Regions from separate parts of the Homo sapiens genome. Here region 1 is linked to region 2. The links are chromatin contacts, found by Hi-C or POLR2A ChIA-PET in ENCODE. All regions are on one chromosome and are shown on one strand. The core of a region is the stretch at or near the end of the contact, and the rest is flanking DNA. Distances in the headings are between cores, read along the strand shown.

Region 1 (3,599 bases), core at 278-2,777, 39 kb before region 2:
GTGGCAGTTACTTGGGAGGCTGAGGTGGGAGGATCACTTGAGCCCAGGAGGTTGAGGCTGCACTGAGCAGTGATAGTGCCACTGCACTCCACTCTAGCCTGGAAAAACAGAGCGAGACCCTGTCTAAAAAAAAAAAAAAAAGCAAAATATAAAGTTGTTTCAAAAAAGTTGAAAGCCTGGACTCTGGAAGATCCAGGCTGATAGAACTGAAATTCTGCTCTGTCACCTACTATCTCTGAGAGCCTCTGTAAATGCCATAATTATTTATACTTCAGTTTCCATGCATGTAAAACTGTGATAACATAAGCACCCACTTCACAGAACTGTTATGATTAACTAGGTTAATACACATAAAGTGTTTGAATCAGTGCCTAACAAACAGTAAAGGTTCACAAAATGTCAGTTTATCAATACTATTATTTCAGAGAACCTGAGCATGTTTTATCTCTTATGTCTCAAATGTGCCATTACAGCTTTAGGTCTGAATGAGCAGAGGGTTTTGCTGATGCCATATTGGAGCCAATACCTAAGCAGCACCATGTAGATGGGGGGGCAACATTGACACAACAGGCCTGTCAAAGTGGGATGGCCTGCACAGAGGATACTGAGGATCAGGTCTGTGCTCCAAAGGGTGCCCTGCTGCTCTGGCCTCTTTACCCATGTCTCATCATATACCAGGGTTTGGGGACAGTGACCTTGTAGGCATCCCTGCCATAGCCCTTCCTTCATAGCTGCCTTTGCCATGTCCACTGCCCAGGAACTGATGGATCATCAGTATCAGCTGGGCTGACAGAACAATGAGAAATGAGGACTTGGGACGTGTATAAGACCCCTGAGTGGAGGAGCACAGACCTGACCAGAACCTCTCTCTCACGCTTGTGAAAGGCTCTTCCCTGACTTACAAAGCCAGAATACAAGGCTCCATGAGCACTGAATGGCAGTTATGAGCAGGCCTGCAGCCCTCACAAAATGTCCCAAACTTGAGTCCCCAGCATGAGGGGATCAAGAAGAGGTGGGGCAGCCCATTTGCTGGCTGTGTGTAAAGGGAGGATTAGCAATGGGGACCCTCTAGAGGCCACGCAGGGTCATTGTAGGAGCTTAAGGGTTGGGCTCCCAGACCCACATTCCCATCCCAGATCTGCCACTTAGGGGTTGGGTGATCTTGGCCAAATGATTTTGCTGCTCTAGGCCCCCACTTCAGGTTTTTTAACACGATTGCCATTGTCTTCCTACCTCTGTCCCTGACACATACATGGGATCCCACAAAGGCGTGGCTAGTGCCCTGCACACAAGTGACAGCCCTGCAGCATTCACTCTGGCCCTGACAGTGAGAACACCGATGGCTTAGACAATGCTCGTGAGGCCTCAGAGTCTCTGAAAGACAGCAGGCCATGCCCCGCAGTTGAAGTCTCCCTGAAAGACAAGCTAGGGCTGGGTCTCCTCAGCCAGCCTGAGACTAGCTGAAGTCACTGCACAGCTCAGCAGCACATCCTGCGGCAAGCTCCAGGAAGCAAGCCTTGCTAGGATGATTTCACCGACTGGCAAGCTGCCCCACGAGCTCACCGGCTCACAGGCTCTTTTGGGCTCTGGGCCTAAAGGAATTGCCAATTTGGTGGAATCCCAGCTGTGATCATTATGAAAACTAAGGATTGGTTTAGGCAAGTAGATATTTACTCTCAAAGTGCTAACACCCTCTTGATGCTGCAATGTGAAGGAACCAGGATCCATCCAGCAGGCAGTGAAGGTGGCCAGACCTCACCAGGAACTGTGTGGGCAAGAAAGGACGGCATGCTGTGCAGGGGCTTCTGCTCCCTGAAGAACGACCACCAATTGAGTGGGGACTCTGCTGAGACTCTTAAAATAACATCCACAGCAGTGGAACAGGGCAAGCACAAGCCAAGGGACCTGGCAGGGACAAAAGGCTGCTGACTACACTTTGCCAGGCCCTTCCTGAGCCTCTCAGACACAGATGTGAGAATCTGGAACTGCCAACCATCTAAAAAACCAGAGAGCAGAGATTGGTACTGGCCCTGGGGGGCATTGTGGTGATTCTAGACAAACCCTTGTTTAAGGGGTAATCAAGGTACCTAAGTGGCCCTGAGGAAGGCTCTGCTAATGGGGCTCACCACAGTCTTGGGTGCCACCTGCAGGTCATGATGCTGGGGTGGGCTGCTGTGGCAGAGCTGGAGAGGCAGGGGCTATGTACACAGAGATGAGATGCCCAACTGGCCTGTGAAGCAAGCAGGTGGGGGAGGTGCTTGCCAAGGTTCCCGCCCACTACCAAGGGGGCAGCACCACAGGAAGGAGTCCAGGGATGTGTTATCTCTTCAAATGAGAGCCACCAAAAGGGACTCAAGGCCCAAGGCCCATTTTCTGCTCCTTTCAGATCTTGTGTGTCTGAAAGGGTTGGCACAGCCTATTTAAAATGACCCTGATTTCAAATACTAAAAGTCAACCCAAGGTTTCATACCAAGTTTCAAGCCAGTCAGACTGAAAGAACACCAAGTTTCAATTCTTTCACGTCAATAGGGCAAAAGGGATGAATGAAAAAGCTCTTAAAGAATGGCTCTATCTACCTGGGCAGACAGTGCCCCAGCCTCCATTCCTCCTCTTCTGGGGAAGCAAACTTTCTCTGGTACAGCTGACTGAAGACCTCAGAGAGGCCACAGACAGACAGAAAGACAGACAGACAGACATGAACAGTGGGGTAAGTTTGCCAGGAACATCGCAGAGCATGTGAAAAGGACCCTCATCCTGCCACCAGCTGGGCTGCTGTGGATGGGACAGCCCAGGGGCTGGGTGAGTCAAGGTAGGGAGGACAATGTGCCACAGTGCTGGGAAAAAGCTCTTGGAGAACAGGACCCCTGCAGTTGGATAAGCTGGCAGGGCAGGCAGCAGGGAGGGTTGTTTGGACTGTGGTGTGTAACCCAGAGCCACCCCCATTCCTGAAGCAGGAAGCCCCTGCTCTGGGAGGCCCCTGAAGAGGGGCAGGAGGAAAAGGAAGGATGCCGCTGACTACTGTCATCTCTCTACTCCCAGCAGGCCCCTCTGCAAGGTCATCTCTCAGGTTACCAGACCTGCAGCCAAGGAAGGGCCAGTGTGCACAGGGAAGGCTTCTGGGAGAAGAGGTCACAGGTCAAAGGCTTCTTCTCTGGGGTAGGACCCCCATCCATCAGCCATGTACCTTTGGGCAAGGACCACTCCCTGAGCCATACTCCACCCGCTTCCCAGACAGCTGAACGCAGCCTAGCACCATAATGCACCACTCTCATGCTGCCCAAGTGAACTGGGGAGTCTTTGAGTATGTGTGGAGAGGGAATTCTGGCCTCAGGAACAGCCTACAGGCCTGGCTCCAGTCCTACCTCCTCCACAGGATCTTTGGGATCCTGTGGCCCTAGGTTCAAATGGGCTGACATGCAACTTTGTGTGCTAATGGCCTGTGCTGAGCCCTCAGAGGACCGGCTGGGTCTGCCTGTGCTCTATAGACAAAAGCTGCCAAGCCTGGTGGCAGAGGCATTTTGTTCTCCTGCCTCGCCTAATAGAGCAAGGCCAGATGGAAGAAGTCAGAGTCAAGCTGTTTTTCTGTGGAGGGGCTTTTG
Region 2 (3,947 bases), core at 1,308-3,807:
TCTCTGCCTTAAAGACTTCCTGGACGATGCAGGGTGCTGTGACTACCCCTCAGTTGGAAGTGCCAGGATACCGTGGGATGCTGGAGCCATCCCGGCCTGCGCTCTGGCCCCCATTCTGCCTCTGGCTCACTGCAGGCAGACCAGGGCCTCCCCGTGAGGTTATTTCTTCCCCTCTGGGACGGATGGTCTGGAAGAACCCCATGGCACCAAGTGCTACACAGTCTCTAATCCCCAGATCCGACCAGCCCCAGGAAGGTTTGCAGCCTGCGCACAAACCCCTCCTCAGATCCCGAAAGTTCCAACCAAAGAAGCCATCATGTCCCCTTTGGGTGCCTAATTAGCAATGAAAGCTATGAACTACTGAAGAAGCAGGATGTCACAGAGACATACCTGCTGGGGCAGGGCAGGGTGAGAAGGAGCCAGGGGTTACCTGGATGAGGTTGTTGGTGAGCCGCACAAGGCCAGTGGTGGAGGATGATACCTTCAGGATGCTACCACTGCTGTCCGCAGAGAGGGCCTGCTCGATGCCCATCAGCAGTTGGGTCACTGTGGCCACCCACTCCTCCTTGGCGGCAGCCTCACCTGAGTTCACCATCTGCTGGACAGCCTCGTTCAGAGCCACATCGGAACACTCAAAACACTGCCGATAGTCCTTCAGCCGGAGCAAGGAGTCCTAGTACAGCAAGAAGCCAGGTGAAGTGCACGGTGAGCTCAGCACATCTGGGCCCAAGGCCTGAGCAGAGACAACTGAAGGAAAACAGATGAGGGGCAGCAAAAGAAAGGGAAGAACGAGCCCCAGCACAACATAGGCCCCATGCAGCCCGGAGGTGCCTAGAAGGGCAGTCCAGTGGCCTGTGTGCAATGGCAGCAGAGAATGTCACCAGCCAGGGAGCTTTCAGAAAGGCTTCACCTCTGTACCTCAACTTCCCCATTTATAAAGTGGGGATGCTGGGAATGAGGCTGCAGAGCCAGCCAAGGTGAGACAGGCACCCCAACACCTGTCAGCTCTCCCCAGAGCCACTGTGCCCATCCAGTGCCAGGGCTCTGGAGGGGGTTCAGCAGCAAAGGGGCAGACTGCCAGGGAGGGACTACCTCAGCGGAGGAGGGCCTGAGCCAAGGCCACAACAGGGGCAACTGGCCAGGCAACACTAAAGTCATCACTCTATCAGCCTCCTCCTCCCCAGGTGCCCTGATGGGGCCAATGTGTAAGCCATTTGAGCCTCAGCCACCACATCATCCCCTCAGCGGCACTGTGGGCATTAAATGAGCTGATGTGCATATTACACTCAGCACAGTGCCTGGCACATGGAAGAACTCTCAGAACACCACACTGAACTGTTACTTCTATTTTAAAAGCTTCTCTTTGGAAACCACTGCTTTTCGCAAAGCTCCTTTTTTTTTTTTTTTGGCCTAGAATACAACCCATTTAAATGCCTGGGATCTCTCATCACTGTGCTGGTGCATGGGGAAACACAGCCTGTCTGTGAATTCACAGATCTGGTGGGACGCTTGTTACACCTACAGGAAGCACCTGCTGCCCGGTGACCCATTGGGCTCTAACCTCGCCACAGCCCAGGCCTGGCAGCGGCTCCTCCCAACCTTGACATGTGCAGCTGCCACTCTCTGAGGTGAGACCAACAGGTGTGGGGTCAGAAATACCTGGAACTGCCTTTGGAATGTGGTGTGGTATCTGAACACAGATCAAAACCCCCCCCAATTTATAAATCCTAATTGCCAGGAAAATGGGGCCCGTGTTTCATTAGAGAAAGCCAGCAGCCTTTACCAGGAGGCCACTGGGGTGCGAGGGTGCCTACAGGGTGCTGATGTGGGAGTCCAAAGCCTGAGCTGATGCCTCCTGGTCAAAACACCCAACATGTGAGAGCCAGAGGATTATTTTCCAGCATGATAAAGACTACTAAATGCAACCAGAGTCATTGTGAAAGTCAGGGACAAGACAAGGACCTGCTAACGGTGCTCTAAAATATGACATAATCTCCAGGGCTCAAGGCCAGACAGAGCAAAAAAGTAGAATAAACACCAATGAATGAGGAGACCAAATTACCATCGACTGGGGGCAACACAATCATCTACCCAAACACAATAAAACAAGCCAGACAGAAAACAAGAAATAATGGGAACTCAGTGAAGCACCCAGACTCAAACACAAAAAAATCAATAGGGTTTCTATAAGCCAGCAACGTAGGAATACATGGAAAAGATAGTGAACAACAAAAAGATTCTGCTCAATATAGCAACCAAAAATATTAAGGACTAAGAATCAACTCAACAAGACACAAACTATCCAATTAGACTGAAGAACATAATAGGCAGCTTGCCCACTGGAAGAAAGCGCCACTATACACCCACAGGAAAAGACTGCAAGTTCAATGCCCCACTTGAGAAAAGCTAAATGAAACAAGTTAAATGCAAAACATAAAACATTAACACTGCGGGAATAAAACAAAAGCAAATACTCTTTTTATCTCTCTGTTGATGGGTCTCTTGTCTGCCCCCCCTCGAGAACATGGGGTCCCTCAGAGCAGCCTTCCTCTTGGCCCAGTGCCAGGCACCCCATAAAAGCTCAAGCTATGTGTGTAGAACAAATGGATGAATATTTCTCCACTCTTGGAAAGACTGTCTAAGCATAGGAACAAAAAACACAGTGAACCATGAACAAAATCACACATGTATGAAAACATCAAAAGATGTGACAGCATAAAAATTCAGAACCTCTCTGCAATTTAAAAGCAAACAATTGGGAAAAAAATATTTGCAAGATTTGTTGAGAAAAAGATTACTATCTTTAATATACAAAAAAAAGCACTCCAAATCAATAAGAAAACACTCTCAATACAAAACTGAGCAATAATCAGGAAACCTTAATTCACAAAAAGCAGGAGCTTCCACAGCATTCGGCTCCGACCTCAAGCACAGCCCTTATCACAGCTCAGCGCCTGCCCAAGCAGCAGTTCCTCCCCCATCAATGGGGTATCCTGCCACATCCAGCTGTTCTAGAAGACAATAAGAGCAAGACCACATCTGAGCATTGAGGCCATCCTATGGAGGCAGAGACCACTGGCCTCTCTCCCCTTTCTCCCACCCAGCACCCTTCCTGGTATGCTGGCTGTCCCTCCCACACATAGCCATGCTGGGCCACCTTGCAGCCTGCCAGGTAACAGGTCACACACATCTCATCCGCTGATCTTGGCTTGGGCCTGACTGACCTCCTCTGCCAGGAGCTGGAGCCTCCTTCCCTCCACCCCCTTCTCCCTCCTGCTTCCCCAAACCAACTCTTTCTTACCCTTTCCCCATGACTGAGGTGCTTCCATTTGTTCCCATAGTCGCACCTCTTAACTATTTCCCAGTTCAACAATGTTAATGATTAAAATGCTTCGTGCAATCTGTGCAAAAAGCCTGGGAGAAGACTGGACTCTCTTTCCAAATTGAAAGGGAAGTACCCCATAGATACAAAACACAATGTGATTAGTAGGATGAAGCATAAGGGACCAGGACTCAATGCCACTAAGCATATTTTGCGTATTATCTTCCATGTTTATCTCGGTGCCAACTCAACCCTCCTGAGGATGGTGGCAACGATGACAGCAGTACCTCCACAGCACCTGCTAGTGCCAGGCATGGTGCCAACACACATTACCTTGTGTAATCCCTACAACAGGACTCTGAGCTAAGGACATTGGTCATCCCTATCCTAGAAATGAGGAACTGAGCTCAGAGAGGTTGAATAACTGCCCAGCACCCAGCAGCTGCCAGTTCCCTGGCAGGCTCTTGGTAAGAGTTTACCTCCTGAGGAACAGAAGCACAGAAGGATTCAGGAGGGCACACGAGGTTTCAAACATAAGGCTAGTGTTATTTTTCTTCAACACATTGGTCTTTATTTTATCTTGATTCTTTCCACTGTACAGATATTTTAGCCACTTTTATATTTA

Evidence for each region. Hi-C counts contacts between places; a loop is a spot of excess contacts on that map. ChIA-PET counts read pairs that join two places held with the same protein, here RNA polymerase II (POLR2A). Pooled maps may share reads with other maps.
Region 1: a pooled map shows a loop between it and region 2 (6-fold over the local background). The contact joins two enhancer-like sites. A Hi-C loop is called at or near these places in 2 of 168 maps with a recorded cell type or tissue (Right ventricle myocardium inferior and heart right ventricle) and 2 of 50 pooled maps. POLR2A ChIA-PET finds 5 or more read pairs at or near these places in 3 of 52 experiments (H1, K562 and activated T-cell).

The regions. Positions count from the first base shown.
Region 1 is chr22:24,105,764-24,109,362 of GRCh38, reverse strand. The region is part of intron 26 of CABIN1 (calcineurin binding protein 1); the gene reads right to left. Among named protein-coding and RNA genes, the nearest start is that of SUSD2, 74 kb to the left of the region's middle. Within about 2 kb of position 1,527, at least 13 of the 41 ENCODE cell types and tissues checked have a DNase peak (open chromatin) inside an H3K27ac peak, as active enhancers do.
Region 2 is chr22:24,067,526-24,071,472 of GRCh38, reverse strand. CABIN1 (calcineurin binding protein 1) reads right to left here. Exons shown (of 37, transcript NM_012295.4): 17 at 431-673. Among named protein-coding and RNA genes, the nearest start is that of CABIN1, 58 kb to the right of the region's middle. Within about 2 kb of position 2,557, at least 6 of the 41 ENCODE cell types and tissues checked have a DNase peak (open chromatin) inside an H3K27ac peak, as active enhancers do.